Regions from separate parts of the Homo sapiens genome. Here region 2 is linked to region 1. A link is an interaction called in ENCODE POLR2A ChIA-PET data of the cell type or tissue named here. Cell type or tissue: PC-9. All regions are shown on one strand. Each heading gives the region's core, and the rest is flanking DNA. Links, peaks and the distances in the headings are about the cores only.

The links. ChIA-PET counts read pairs that join two places held together with the same protein. Peaks named below come from ENCODE experiments on the same cell type or tissue, not always from the same donor. Only the 100,000 strongest peaks of a DNase experiment are listed, where the experiment ranks them.
Region 2: POLR2A ChIA-PET joins it to region 1 with 11 read pairs; 1 of 35 experiments calls an interaction of 5 or more read pairs at or near these places.

Annotation. Positions count from the first base shown.
Region 1 is chr1:167,157,887-167,165,933 of GRCh38, reverse strand. It overlaps the pseudogene RPS17P6. Among named protein-coding and RNA genes, the nearest start is that of LINC01363, 34 kb to the left of the region's middle. In PC-9, for the core only: no CTCF peak of the experiment used is centred there; DNase peaks (open chromatin) are centred at 2,843 and 4,473; H3K27ac peaks cover 2,897 bases.
Region 2 is chr1:165,877,607-165,885,653 of GRCh38, reverse strand. All of the region lies in intron 1 of UCK2 (uridine-cytidine kinase 2), which reads right to left. Among named protein-coding and RNA genes, the nearest start is that of MIR3658, 26 kb to the left of the region's middle. RefSeq lists an enhancer at 3,233-3,332. In PC-9, for the core only: no CTCF peak of the experiment used is centred there; no DNase peak of the experiment used is centred there; H3K27ac peaks cover 659 bases.

The DNA.
Region 1 (8,047 bases), core at 2,614-6,613:
TCGGGGAGAAGAAAGAGCAAGGTGGAAATAATTTTTTCCAAGTGTTTCCTTTTTTAAATAATATCCATTCTTTTTAAAATCTCCTTCCTTCCTTCTTTTCTTCCTTCCTATTCAACACTTACTGGGTATTCAGTACCAAGCCAGCATAAAGCTGTGTTCTGGGTTTTCAGGATTAGGAAGGTGTATAGAGATGTGTAGGCACAGGGAAAAAGTGAGAAAACATTTCTAGCTTGCATAGAATTCTGTTTTTCTGAAAGAATAGAAAAATATAGAAATTTCCTATGTTTTTCCTAAATATCTTCTCTTCCTTTTTCTCTTCATTTGCTAAGATACCTAAATTATTATTATTTTTAAAAAGACATAATTATCTTAATTACGTGACAGAAATTGACTATGCTTTAGGTACTAAAAGTGATGCTGTTTTAAATTCTACAAGCCCAGTGGATAAACAAAATATGGTATATTCATGTAATGGAAGATTATTCTGACAGGAAGAGGAATAAAATACTAAATGAAATACTACATTGTGGGTGAAATTTGAAAACCTTATGCTAAGTGAAAGAAGCTAGTTATAAATGACAACATATTGTATGATTCCACGTATGTGAAATGTCCAAAGTATGCAAATTCAGTGAGACAGGGAGTAAAAGTGGTTGCCAAGGTTTGGGAGGAGAGATAAATGGGGAATAACAGCTGATGGGTTTAGAGTTCCTTTTGGGGGTGATGAAAATATTCTGGAATTACCTAATGGTGATAGTTGTACAACCTTGGAGTATATTAATCAAAGTGTGCCCAGCTCTTTGTGAAGATGACTCTTTATTACCATTTTGAATCTGTTCCCCTCTAACAACACATATAATCAAAAAGTCATCAGATTAATGTGATGTTTATTAAGAATGTGTAATAACATGAATAAATGCTTCTTATAACATGAACTTTAAAAAGTGGGTTATAATGTGGGGTTGCAGTGTGCACATAACCACTGAATTGCACCATTTAAATAGGTGAATTTTGTACTATGTAAAATATATTGCAATAAAGCTTTAGAAAACATTCTACAGGCCTGGTAGCAGTGTGTAATCTCAGGGTGGAGGTCACTCATAAATTTCATTCCAAATACTTCACAGTCTGTGTAAGGGGTTTGAGATGCCTCACTATTCTTTGAGATAGGAAACAACAAGGGTTTGGTGATGGGAAAAATCCTGAAAATAAGGCATTGGATGAGCAAAGTAGGAGATGGTTGGCATAGGATGGCACTGAGCCTTCATGCACACTGGAAGCATGTTTGCACATGGATCAGCAATACATATGCAGTGAGGGAGGGTGCACATGTATTGCCAGACAAGTAATGCATATGGGGACCTGGAGGTTGGGTAGAAATGAGGATCAGGAATGTAGAGAGGGGCTCTTCACTGGGTTGATAAAATAATAATGCACCATGGCTGGGCACGGTGGCTCACACCTGTAATCCCAGCACTTTGGGAGACAGAGGCAGGTGGATCACCTGAGGTCAGGAGTTTGAGACCAGCCTTGGCCAACATGGTGAAACCTTATCTCTGCTAAAAATACAAAAATCAGCCAGGTGTGGTGGTGGGCGCCTGTAATCCCAGCTACTCAGGAGGCTGAGGCAGGAGAATCACTTGAACTCAGGAGGCGGAGGTTTTAGTGAGCCAAGATCGTGCCACTGCACTCCAGCCTGGGGAACACAGACAGACTCCGTCTGAAAAAAAAAAGCACCACAACTGAGGAGTTCAATTGCTTTTGAAGGTTAAAATACTGCAGAGAAGATTCTTAAAGCAGAGGCTGGGGAGATAAACCAACAAAAGAATAATGTAAGGCAAAATGTAATCAAGACTAATGTGTTTCCCAAGTTATAAGTCAATAGGGAAGTGCAGTCACTTTTTTAAAAAATTAAAATTATTTTTCTATTAAAGGATATTATATAAATTAAAAATATAAACAGATGCATTTATTTCTATTGTTTTTTTCCTAATCCTAGACCTTTTGTTGTTATTTTAAAACTTATATGCACACTGCAACCCAACATTGTAACCCACTTTTTTCAGTTCATATTATAAGAAGCATTTACTCATATCATTACACATTCTTAATAAACATCACATTAATTGAGTGACTTTTTGATTATGTGTGCTGTTAGAGGGGAGCAGATTCAAAATGACTAGTAATTAAAAAGTCATTTTTACAAAGAGCTAGGCAAACTTTGATTAATCTGAATGCTGAGAGAATTAATTCTTCTTTATAAAATAAAACTCAACCTTAAAAAGCATGCGATGTTCTAGCCAGGGAGACAGGAAATACATTAAAAAGCTGAACAGCGCAGAGGCAGAATTATTATCTTTTCCTTACCAGTCTCACAGCAATGATTTAAAAAAAATATTCTCAGGACAAGGGCAGATACAGGCTGGAACAAAGGAGTCAATTGAATTGTTGAATGGGGTTGTTTGAAACTCATAGCTGAAACAATAGTCTTGAAAGACAAGGTACCAGAGAGTGGAAAGGTTTTTTAAATTCCAAAAGCTGGCTTTGAACATCAAAAGCTGAAACCGGAAGGAAGCTGGGCATAAAATTTATCCACAAACCACAGAATAGGTAGGAATGTACAAGACTCAGCTGCCTCCTGAGACCTGTTTATTACTGAGATAAGAAGCCTATTCCAGAATGTAAATCAACTTTATCACTATGAACACTGTTTAGTTCAGTTGGCACTGTTGTTGATTTGTGTGTGTGTGTGTGTGTGTGTGTGTGTGTGTGTGTGTGTGTTTTTGGTAGCAAGACTTTCTTGATGAAGGAAGCAATACGGTGATTTATGTGCTGACACCAACCAGACTTAGCTTGTTGCCAACCAGCACTTTGAGTAGCTCTGTTGTAAGAGATAGTTTTACATTCCAAAAGGGGAGGGACCTGAGAGTTGGGAAAGGAAAGCAGGAGAGCAAGATACCTTGAGCTTCCCTGTGAGAATGTTCAGAGTCCTAATCCCTCTCCCCCTACCCCTGTTGGCTTCATGCCAGCAGTGGGGTGTAGAAAATGTGTGTTAGAAACCTCTGATAGGGCCTCTTTTACCAAGGACCAGCCAACATGGGCCGCGTTCACACCCAAACCGTGAAGAAGGCGGCCCAGGTCGTCACAGAAAAGTACTACACGCGCCTGGGCAATGACTTCCACACGGATAAGCGCGTGTGCGAGGAGATCGCCATTATCCCCAGCGAGAAGCTCCACAACAAGATAGCAGGCTATGTCATGCATCTGGTGAAGTGGATTCAGAGGGGTAAGATACCAGTAAGAGGTATCTCCATCAAGCTGCAGGAGGAAGAGAGAGAAAAAAGAGACAATTATGTTCCCGAGGTCTCAGCCCTGGATCAGGAGATCATTGAAGTACATCCTAACGCTAAGAAAATGCTTTTGGACTTCAGCATTTGGCAGTCTGTCCAACCTGCAGGTCAGTCAGCCTACAGTTCGGATGACTTTCAAAACGCCTAGGGGACCTGTTTGAATCTTTCTGCAATACTGTAATATTTTCAATAAACCTGGGACAAAGGCACAAAACAAACAAACAAACAAAAATAAACCTCTGATAGGTTTGATGGGAGTGGGGCCTGAGGCAAGAGGGCACTCATGCCTTGCTCCCCAAGGTGTAGCCTAGGCAGACAGGCCCTTAGAGAGGCACACATGATGCCAGAACAATAGTCACTGTAGCTGCTTGAGTGAGTTACTCGAGGACTACCTCACAGTGTCCTAGCAGCCTTGAGGTCCAGAGATCTGGTGTGGGGGAGGGAGAAATATTGTGAGAGGGCTAGAAACTTTAGAGGCCTTGGGTTAAGATGAGGAGGGAGCAGAGTAGCGTGCCTCATGTTCAGAGGCCTTGGCAGTGTTGCAGATATCTGTTACTGGAAAGGGGTCTCTCTATCCAGGCCCCAAGAGAGGGTTCTTGGATCTTGCGCAAGAAAGAATTAGAGGGGAATCCATAAAGTGAAAGCAAATTTATTAAGAAAGTAAAGGAATAAAAGAATGGCTAATTCATAGGCAGAGCAGCCCTGAGGGCTGCTGGTTGGCTATTTCTTGATTATATGCTAAACGGGGTGGATTTTTCATGAGGTTTCCGGGAAGGGGTGGGCAATTCCTGGAACTGAGGGTTCCATCCCTTTTTAGACCATATAGGGTAACTTCTGGGCATTGGCATGGCATTTATTAACTGTCAAGGTGCTGGTGGGAGTGTCTTTTAGCATGCTAATGCATTATAACTAGCATATAATGAGCAGTGAGGATGACCAGAGGTCACTTTCATCATCATCTTGGTTTTGGTAGCTTCTGGCCGCCTTCTCTACTGCATCCTTCTATCAGCAACGTCTTTGTGACCTGTACCTTGTGCTAACCTCTTATCTCATCCTGTGACTAAGAATGCCTAACCTCCTAGGAATGCAGCCCGGCAGGTCTAAGCCTTATTTTACCCAGCCCCTATTCAAGATGGAGTCACTCTGGTTCACATGCCTCTGACACATCCACCACAAAGGTAGAGAGGAAAGAGCCACGTAGCTGTGATGGCTTGCAGATGAGAAGACAGCCCTGGGACAAAGGTAACCTCCAGTGCCTCTCTTTGTTATGGGGCACTTAACTGCTCTTGGCCAGGCACTGTGGCTCACGCCTGTAATCCCAGCATTTGGGAGGCTGAGGTGGTCGGATCATTTGAGGTCAGGAGTTCGAGACCAGCCTGGCCAACATGGTGAAACCCCATCTCCATTAAAAATACAAAAAATTAGCCGTGCGTGGTGGCGCATGCCTGTATTCCCAGCTACTCGGTAGGCTGAGGTGGGAGAATTGCTTGAACCTGGGAGGTGGAGGTTGCAGTGATCTGAGATCTTGCCATTGCACTCTCCAGCCCGGGTGACAGAGTGAGACTTCATCTCAAAACAAAAACAACCAAAAAAACCTTAACTACTATTTTTACCTCCTTCATTACCTGAAACTTAGATGTACTCTGCCAGCCTTGTTCCAAGGGGTGGAACTTGGAATTGACTAAGTATTCTCTCCTCAAAAAATGGGGGAGAACTATACTCAAAGTGAGTTGAATGGGCAACACTGAATTTTCTACTATTGGTGGAATTGGGGGCTTGTGAGTTAAGTTAGTTACGAGGAAATAAAAATATATTTCTGCACTCTTTAGGTTGTGATCCTATCAGTTAGGATAGGCTAGATTATGCTGCAGTATCAGATAATCCCCAACTCTCAGGCACATAGCATACATGGGGCAGCTGAGGCTTGGTTCAAAATCATCCTCACTTCAAGACCTATGCTGATGGAGCTGGAACTTGCCTTTTTGCAGAAGGAAAGACAGCTCTGGAGAGTCTCCTGTTAATGATTAAATGCCCCAGTTCAGAAGTGACACACATCACTTCTATTATTTCCACTCAGAGCATATTGACCTGTATCAGCCACAGTGTCCCACTCACGAGGGGGCTGGAAAATATTGTCCTTCTCTATGTTCAGAAGGTGGCAATCCAAAAATATTTGATAAACAGCGCTAATGACTACCCTAGTAGCTGTAAAAGTCTTACCCATTTCACATTTAGGGCTTCAGGACAAAAAACAAAACAAACAACAAAAAAAGCAAGATATATAAAGTGCTGTGGTTTGGATGTGGTTTGTCTCTGACAAAACTCATGCTGAAATCTAATTGCCAATGTAGCAGTGCTGGGAGATGGCACCTTTAAAAGGTGATTAGGTCGTTAAGATAGGTTAATGTCTTTCTTCCAAGACTGGGTTAGTTCTACTGGGAATGGATTAGTTCCCACTAGCGCGGTTTGTTACAAAGCAGGGTTGACTCTCAGGTTTTGCCCTCTTTGAACACACCCACTTGCCTTTCTGCTTCTCTGCCCTGTTGGGACACAGCACGTGGCCCTCACCAAAAGCAGAGCAGATGCCAGTGCCATGCTCTTGGACTTTCCAGCCATCAGAAATGTGAGCCAAATAAACCTCTCTTCTTTTTAAATTACACATTCTCAGGTATTTTGTTATGGCAATACACGACAAAACTTAGGCGTATAGAATAGCTCTGTAGAGCATAGAACCTGAGGTTGAGTTTTGACTCACTTGTAAATGGAGGTATGCTCTTAGCTAGCTTACTTAACCTCTTTGACATTTAGAGTTTCCCCAGGGTTGGTGTAAAAAGTATACGCAATAACTTCCTGGCATATGGAAGTGACACAATAAATAGCTATTATTTTTATCTTTTTTTGTTATCATTTGTTTCTTTTCCTGATAGTTTATAGTCCTAATTAAGTCAGAGTGCTGGTTAGTGGATTTCCAGCTAATTAAAGTCTTTTTTTCTTTTTAAAGTTTATCTTGGCCGTGCGCGGTGGCTCATGCCTCTAATCCCAGCACTTTGGGAGGCCGAGGTGGGCGGATCACTTGAGGTCAGGAGTTCAAGACCAGCCTGGCCAACATGTCTCTACTAAAAATACAAAAATTAGTTGGGTATGGTGGTGCACACCTGTAATCCCAGCTACTCAGGAGGCTGAGGCAGGAGAATTGCTTGAACCTGGGAGGTGGAAGTTGCAGTGAGCCAAGACTGTGCCACTGCACTCCCTCCTGGGTGACAGAGCAAGACTCTGTCTCAAAACAAAACAAAACAAAACAAACAAAAAGTTTATCTTAAAAAATATACAGTCAGACACTTATATTCAGCCAACCACATGTATTTCCAGCGGTGGCCCTCTGGGCTCATTTTGAATGATGGATATCTCATCCCCCATCCTAGAATGTCCCTGTGCCATCAGAAACAGTGGGCGGTGACTAAGGAGTGGTCTACATTTGGTTTTGTGTGCTATGTGGTTGGTAGTAAATGGAAATGATTGCTTCTCCTGCCCTACCCAAACCCACGACTAACAAATGTGAAATTAAGTAAATAACAGAGAGGGCTATGAGGGAAGTATAGCAAGAGCACAGGCCCCTGCAACCTCCATGGTGTTAACCCTACACCAGCATCAGTGTGATTCACAGCTGACCCTGTCAGGATTTCCATGAACAAATGGACCTACCACCTCTTCAGAACAAATCCAGACAGTCCATGTCACATATTTTGGTTTAGGATGTGGAAAGGTGCCCACCAGAACCTGGAAACAGCAGGACTGCCCATTTCCACTTCCTGCTGGTGTACTCTGGGGTTTTAGCATGGACTAAGGGGCAGAGGGGAGTGGAGGGCTTGCTTTCTCCCCAGCTGTCTTTCAACATAGCTCTCTCCTCTTCTCTGACCACTTCCCTCTCCCACTCCGACTCTAGGCCTCCACCAGGAAGGTGGAGGAAACCACGGGCACCTGACTCAGAGAAGGGTTCAGGTACCTCCTTTCTTGTGCCCTTCCCTTCTCAAAGAAGAGGTTTGGATTTGGGCAGCAATGAAAGGAGCACTTCTGGAAGGCACACTTCTCTCAGCCAGAGTCTGAGTGTGTGTGTGTGTGTGTGTGTGTGTGTGTGTGTAGACAAACCCTGAGTTCTTTTTAATCACTGGGGACCAAGTACTATAGTTGTACACAAGATACGAGACACTGTCTAAAAGTAACCATGAAGGTGAATAGGCTTGGCCTGAGGCAAAGTGATGTTTTGTATAGAGAGGGTTACTGCTGTTTCAGGATATCCCTTGCCAAGCCCGATTATGTTGTAAATTGAACTCCGACAGAGAAGGAGGACACTTTGTGAAGTCAGTTGTGTCATCAGATCACCCATCCTCCAAACCACCCCAGGAATAAAATAAAACAGAGGCACAGAAGATTTTTTTCTATAGCCCAATCCCCAGTACACATTCTGCCGAGGGAATAAAAAGTGTCCTTCAAGGAAGGACAGCCTCAGAAATTGCATTCTCTTTTAAAATTAATTTTAAAATTCACTGGCAAGGGTGGGGAGAAAATCCTTTAGCATACCTTACAAAGCACAGGGTAAGGTCAACCATAAATAGCAGAGTCCCTCTCCTAACTTAGTTTGAAGGAAGGGTGAGACTGAGAGGGCAAGGCAGAGAAAGACACATGGAATAAAAGAAAAA
Region 2 (8,047 bases), core at 2,667-6,666, 1.3 Mb after region 1:
CACAGGCAAACTGACACTGCCCACTGGAGCGTGAGTTCAGCTTCATTTTGTATAATATCTCTATATTTAGTGAATGAATCCAGAATATATTCTGTCCCTGCCACTTCTAACACATTACTGAAATTGGAGTCGGGAGGGTTAAAGGTCTGCTAGGACTGTTGGGTGTTGTCCAAATACAAAGTTAGGTGAAGGTCAATACAAGGTATTTTAAGAAAGGAAAAAACAAAATCTATGGAACAAATCAGTGAAGGTGATTCACAATTTCTTTACTTACATGGCATTCTGAAGACATTATCTCATTTAATTCCATTACAACAAGTATTACTTTGTCTTCTTTTTTCCTAATGAGGAAACTGGAGCTTAGAAAATTGATCACGTGAAATGATTTGCTCAGTCCCAAAGCTGAGTCTCAAACCATAGGTCTAACTCCAACTGCACAATTCTTTTCACTATTTTAGAACATAAGCCGCTTTGGCATTCACCCCGATGTTCTCCATAAATGTACTTTACCTCTGGAAAACAATGACAGGGGAAGGGAGACAGGGAGGGAACTGATGAGAAATATAATACTGTTTTGTCCCACTGCATCACTAAAGTCAACATTTATGTTGAACTTCATAGAACTAAAGGCAGGCAAGTGATGTGCCTATTAAAAGGAAGCTAAAAGCTCACCAAGAAAACCTGTTCTAGAAATGTTTATTATGTTCAAAAGAATCCAGCTGTTAGGAGCCAGGGTCCACTAGACATGCTGAACAATGAACTCCTTTAGCAGAGACTTCCCATTTGGGAAGCCCCAGTGGCAGTAAACAGCTCATCAACAGGCCCCTTCGGCTGGCAGTTTCCAAAAGGGCAGCTGTTGAGCCAGCATAGGTTCCTGTATTGCTACACAAAGGATATTTCTCTAAAATCGTTCTCACCCTGGAGGTGGCTCTGACAGCCTAAACACAATCTTACTATGTTAGTTCTAGTGTGTGTCTTCCAGGAGCTAATCCATAAAATCCTCTTGCCCAGTTCCAAGACCACTGAATAAATAAAAGAAAACAAGCAGGGTAATCAGCTCTGTCGCCTCTTTGTCATATACCCTCCACTACACTTCAGTGCTCAGAACCTGACATAGCCCAAGCCTGGACAGCTCAGAACAATTCAGCCCTTGGGAGGGCGTCGGGTTAGGTGTGTCCCTACGGGAATGGGCTGGCACACCTCACAGTCATCCTTACAGAAGAAGACCAGATAACCATGCTGCCCAACATTTTTGAATCCCATCAAGATGTCTGTTGTAACACTCCGAATGAGCTGCTTCAGAATCACAGGGAGGGCTGCTCAGAGGGAAGAAAACTTAGCAACCACAGCCAATCGGCTCCAGGTTGAGGCACACTGATTGATCATTTCCTCCCTGCTTTTCAGGACGGGAAACAACATCACAGCAGAGAAGAATGCTTGAAGGCCAGACGCTTGGCCTCCTCAGGCAGGAAGATCCCATCTAGCTCCTTGGCTCTGGGACTATGTGTGGGTCACATCAATTACTCTTGGCAGTAGCTTTCCCTGTCACTATCATAAAGTAAGTATCACCACTAGCTTATATGGTATCCATCTCAAAGGAAAAAACCATTGCAGCCCCCAGACATTACATCACTCCTTTGCGGGTAGGGGTTGCTCCCCACATGGCTCAGAAGCTCTAATTTACAGGCATTAGAAAACCAAAGCACCAGTAATTTGCCCTGGTTTAAAACTAAGAACAAGGTTCAAACCTGCTGGCTCAACTTCCAATCCAACTGATTAAGTGGCACAATAGAGAGGTGTCACTCAAATGCTTCCCTGGAATATCTGCAAAGCCATCTATTCTTTTCTTTTTTCAGCAGCAAGATTTATTGTGAAGAACGAAAGAACAAAGCTTCCACAGCATGGAAGGGGACCCAAGTGGGTTGCCCTAGGCCATCTATTCTTGAAGTCATGCATGGCCCCAGAGCCCATGCATTGCTGACTAGGAGCTCCTAGCTACAATACAATCACCACCACCCACCCATGCCACCACATACAGGATCTAAATTAAAAACTCACTAAATTACTAATAAGGTTCTTCAGTACCAAAAAGCAGCCATGGGTCAATCAAATAACTGAAGAGCTTTTGGAGCACAAGGACCAATAGTGTGACTAAGTTTTTATTCTCAGGCACCTGGACTGGGGGGTGGGGGTGTGTCTCCCAAATGTCTGTTAAATAGAAATGTCAAAATTTATCAGAAGTCTTTTTTGAAGTCGTAACATCTTAGCTCACTGCAGCCTCGAACTCCTGGACTCAAGCCATCAGTCCTTGAATTTTAGCTGGGCACACAGACTGCATTTTTCAGCCACCTTTGCAGTTCCTCATGACTATGCAACTGTTCCCTCTTTTGACATTCCTTCCTGTTGACTCAAATGAAGACCTGATAGCTGAAGCTCAAGCAGCCACCTTGCAGCACTGCTATCATTCTAACTAAGGATGGGAGAGCAGCTAAATAAAAGCCCAAGATTCAAATAATTAGAGCTGAGAGCCATTAAGAGTGAGTGCTTCACACCCGTAATCCCAGCACTTTGAGAGGCCGAGTCAGGCAGATCACGAGGTCAAGAGATCAAGACCATCCTGGCCAACATGGTGAAACCCGGTCTCTACTAAAAATACAAAAAATTAGCTGGGTGTGGTGGCACGCGCCTGTAGTCCCAGCTACTTGGGAGGCCGAGGCAGGAGGATCGCTTGAACCCGGGAGGCAGAGGTTACAGTGAGCTGAGATCATGCCACTGCACTCCAGCCTCGTGACAGAGCGAGACTGTGTCTCAAAAAAAAACAAAAGAGTGAGTGTTAAGGTCTGAATGTGTCCCCCCAAAATTCACACGCTGAAATGCTGAAACTTAACTGCTGATGTGATTGTACTAGAAGGTAGGCCTATAGGAGGTGATGAGGGCCCTTATGAAAGGGCTTGAGGGAGTGGATTCATTCTCTTCTGCTCTTCTGCCATGAGAGGACACTGCATTAGTCCCCTCTAGAGGATTCAGCAACCAGTTGCATCCTTGGAAGCAGACAGCGGCCCTCACCAGACACCAACCCTGCCAGTACCTTGATGTTGAACTTCCCAGCCTCTGGAATTGTGAGAAATAAATTTCTGTTCTTCATGAATCACACAGTGTCAGGTATTTTGTTACAGCAGCACAAACATTCTGAAATAATGAGGTACACTATCTTTAAACCCTGTTTTAGAGGTTTTCTGTCACTTTCAACAGAAGTGATACTAATACTGAGGTCAACACTCACATAACCAGCACACCTTAGTATATGGCTCTTGGTAGAAACGTTCTCTTGAAAGCTGAGGAAATCCTTTGTCCTGGTCCAACAGGCTGCCTTAATTATCACAGGAACCACAAGTAACTTATCAGCCAAGTCATTTCCATGTGAGTTTTAAAGGGTAGGGTGATGAACATACACCTGAACCAGTGTCCCCAGACCACTGCTCTGTCACCTGCCGACCTCCAGATATTTACCCAGAGGTGTTTCTTCCCCCTTTCGGCACCTGTTTGTGCCACAGACCAAGCTCTCCGTAGAGAAAGTAGTACCCAGGAGAGGGAAACCCACAAGGCTATTAACAGTAGAAGATGAAAGATTCCCCACAACAGAAGCTCCCAGTTTTAATTCCTGATCCATCTGTTGGTGCCGCAAAGGTAGTCCAGCCTAGAAAGATGCAGATGTTAGACTGCGTCTGAGAGATCTTCTGGCTGATCAACAGTCACCAACATAAACAAGTTCCTAGGACTTTTCCCTGAAGTGCCAATCTCATTAAGCTCTATTACTAGAAAAGACATTTGAAAAATTCACTTCTGGGTTTATGTAATTACATGTTTGGCTCTGCTCTTTAGACTCACCAGCACTTGGAAATTAAGTGGTTCAAAATTAACTGAGTGATGATAATAATAGCTAACACACAGAACATGCTATATGTCAGGAACTATTCTAAAAGCTTTACATATACTTGGTTATATTTAATCCTCAAATCAACTCTATGAAGTGGGTATTCTTATTACCCCTATTTTACTTTACATAAGAAGAAACTGAGTCAGAGAAGCAGATTAAGTGACTCGGACCAAAGTCAAACGTCTGAAAAACAGTTGAGCCTGTCTTCAAAGTCAGATGGGCTGGCTTCAAGATGCATGCTCTTCGCCACCACACAGTAGAGTAAGCAGTAGAGTAAGAATCAACATTTCTACCCTCATGCCAAGTAACAAACTTACAGTGAAATTGATCAAGATAGAAAACAAACAAACAAACAAAAAAAAACCCTGAGTAAGTACATATGAGGACAGGGGAGAATATAGTACAAATACTCTGACTATAACCATGTAAAAGATATAGGTAAACATGACAGAGAAAATCTGGAAGGCAAACTGGCCAAAAATGAGAACTATGGTTCTTCTACATCATCTCTTTTTTTTTTTTTTTTTTTTTTTTAAGTTTTATTGAGACAGAGTCTTACTCTGTCGCCCAGGCTGGAGTACAGTGGCGTGATCTCAGCTCACTGCAACCTCTGCCTCCCAGGTTCAAACAATTCGTCTGCCTCAGCTTAACGAGTAGCTGGGACTATAGGTGTGCACCACCACACCCAGCAAATTTTTTGTATTTTTAGTAGAGACGGGGTTTCAACATGTTGGCCAGGCTGGTCTCGAACTCCTGACCCAAAGTGATCCACACGCCTCGGCCTCCCATGGTGCTGGGATTACAGGCATGAGCCACCACGCCCAGCCTGCTACATCATCTTAAACAAAAAGGCAGAGAGGTATCTACACTGCTCATGTGAGACCAAGTTCTAGGCTCACCCAGAGCCTGGTTAACAGCTACCACCAAGCAAAGACAAAACAGGGCTATGCTTGAGATTCAAGGGGCAATGTATCCCTCGCAACTGAATTAAGATTATTCCATATAGAATAGTGATTAATTTCAGTCTTTATTCTAAGCCTGAATATGGAGTCTATGGATCCTACTTTGTATTTGTCCCCACAGGACAAACACAAAAGACATCACACACACACACACACACACACACACACACACACACACACACACACACCCCCAAAAAAAACTGAATGGATCTAGGCTTGTTGCTAACTTTGGTGAACTGCTGCTTATGATGCCCTCTCCAAGAAGCAGAAACAAAGAGGAGACCTGCTGGAAGACTAATTATTACTGACTTGTGGGTGCAAGTGAGGCTGGGTCTATTTCTTTCCCCTTTTACTTGAGCGTTAAGAGGCAAGTTGGGATAGTGAAAAACAACAAACTGGGCCCCTTGTCCTGGGTGACACACCAAAACCCACCCACTTGCTAGGGACCTGTTTACTGAGCAAAGATAATATGCTTATTACAGAAATTATGGACTGAAAGAAAGAACTGAAGTCCTTCTGGGTATGAGACACAAAACGAAAGCTGACTTTCCTCCGTTCTTAAAAAACTGAATAGATCAAGAGAGCACAATGTGCCAGTTGGATCCTCTGCCGAATCTTTCCAAATTGCAGGCCGCACATGAGTAAACATTTAATGTGGATGTAACAGCACAACAGTGCTTTGTTGTACAAAGTATATTTTAGTTAACTCCTCCATCCAGTAATCCTTATCTAAACTGGAAAATCAGAAATCAGACTGTCTAGTTATCAAGATTTTTAACATTTTCTTCTTAATTTCTCCTCCAGCACCCACATCTAATGCCCAAATACAGAGCAACAGGGGAAGGAAAGAGAAAGCAATGCCAAGCACCCACTTCCGTTCCTTTTTCAGAGTCTCTTTCACATCTTTGAAAACTAATCTTATTATTTATTCTTCATAGCATTTGAAGAAAGGGGTTCAAGTCCTCTATTGGCTGTCTCAATTCCCTCGACTGTTCCCTTCTAAGTTTTGCTGAATTCGTCATTCATCACTACCATCTCCAGGGCCCCAAAACTCCAAGAATCAAAAAAGAGAAAAGAGAAAAGAACTCCCAAAGCCACATAGACCACGTTACTGTATAAGGAGGAGTAAGTTCATCACACTGGAAGTCATCATAAATTTTCAGGGCTAATCTACTACTGACAAAATAATAATAATAATAATAATAATAAAAAGCAAACATCCTTTGAATATAATGATTTTCTTTTATTAATTTGTGAAACTGGCAGAACTATCAGTAGATATGGGCCAAACTCTTATTTCAGACCCACGCAAATATGAATAACTGATATGACAAAGATGCAAATGCAATTCAGTGGAGGAAGGACAGCCTTTTCAAGAAGTGGTGCTGAAGCAACTGAATGGATATCCATCGACCAAAAAAATGAACCTCAAGCCAAGCATGGTGGTCTGCTCTGCAAAAGATCCTGACAAGAGAATGACAACAAGATACAGGCTGGGAGAATACATTTGCAAAAGGCATGCCTGATAAGAGGTTGTTATCCAAAATATAACAAAAAATAAAAACACAAAACTCTTAAAATTCGACAATAAGAAACAAACCTAACAAAAAATGGTCTAAAGACCTTAACAGACACTTCACCAAAGAAGACATATAGATGACATATAAGCATATGGAAAGATGTTCCACATCTATTGTCATCAGGGAAATGCAAATTAAAACAAGGTACCACTACATACCTATTAAAATGGCCAAAATGTAGAACACTGACAACACCAAGTGCTAACAAGGATGTGGAGCAACAGGAACTCTCACTCATTGCTGGTAGGGCTGCAAAATGGTATAGCCACTTTGGAAGACAATTTGGCAGTTTCCTGTGAAACTAAACAGTCTTACCATACAATCCAGCACCCATGTTCCTTGGTATTTACCCAAAGGAGTTTAAAATGTATGTTCACACAAAAACTTGCGCATGGTATTTATAGAAGCTTTATTCATAATTGCCAAAACTTGGAAGCAAGCAACCAAGATGTACTAAAGTAGGTGAATGAATAAACTGTGGTACAGCTAGACAATGGAATGTGATTCAGTGCTAAAAAGAAATAAGCTGGCAGCCGGGCACGGTGGCTTACGCCTGTAATCCCAGCACTTTGGGAGGCCAAGGTGGGCAGATGACGAGTTTAGGAGATCAAGACCACTCTGGCCAACATGGCCAGAGGGGGTTTCACCAAACCCCGTCTCCACTAAAAATACAAAAATTAGCTGGGCATGGTGGCACGCACCTGTAGTCCCAGTTACTCAGGAGGCTAAGGCAGGAGAATCGCTTGAACCCAGAAGGTGGAGACTACAGTGAGCCGAGATTGCGCCATTGCACTCCAGCCCGGGTGACAGAGCAAGACTCTGTCTCAAAAAAAAAAAAAGAAAGAAAGAAATGAGCTGGCAAGCCATGAAAAGACACTGAGAAACCTTAAATGCATATTGCTAAGTGAAAGAAGCTAATCTGAAAAGGTCACATAATGTATGATTTCAACTACAGTATATGACATTCTTAAAAAGGCAAAACTATGAGGACAACAAAAAGATCAGTGGTTGCCAGGGGTTAGGGGAAAGGCAGGGATGAATGGGCAGAGCACAGGGGATTTTTTAGGGAAGTGAAACTATTCTGTATGATGCTATAATGGTGGATAACATGTTATCATACATTTGTCCAAACCCACTCAATGTACAACAGCAAAAGTGAACCCTAATGTCAACTATTAACTTGTTGATAAGGATGTGACAATGTAGGTTCATGACTGTGACCAACGTACCTCTCTGATGGGGGGTGTTGATAATAGGGGAGGTTGTGCATGTGTTGGGCCAAGGGGAATCAGAGAAATCTCTATCTTTTCCTCAATTTTGCTAGGAACCTAAAACTGCTCTTTAAAAAAAGCATATTAAAGAAGATAATAAACATGCAACTAAACTACCATATGATCAGGCAATTGTACTGATCCCACAGAAATGAAAACATAGTCACACAAAAATACATACACAAATGTTCATAGAAGCTTTGTTAGAGCCAAAAATTAGAAGCCACCCAGATGGCCTTCATTACGCCGATGGTTAAACTACGGTATATCCATACAATGGACTATTACTCAGCAATA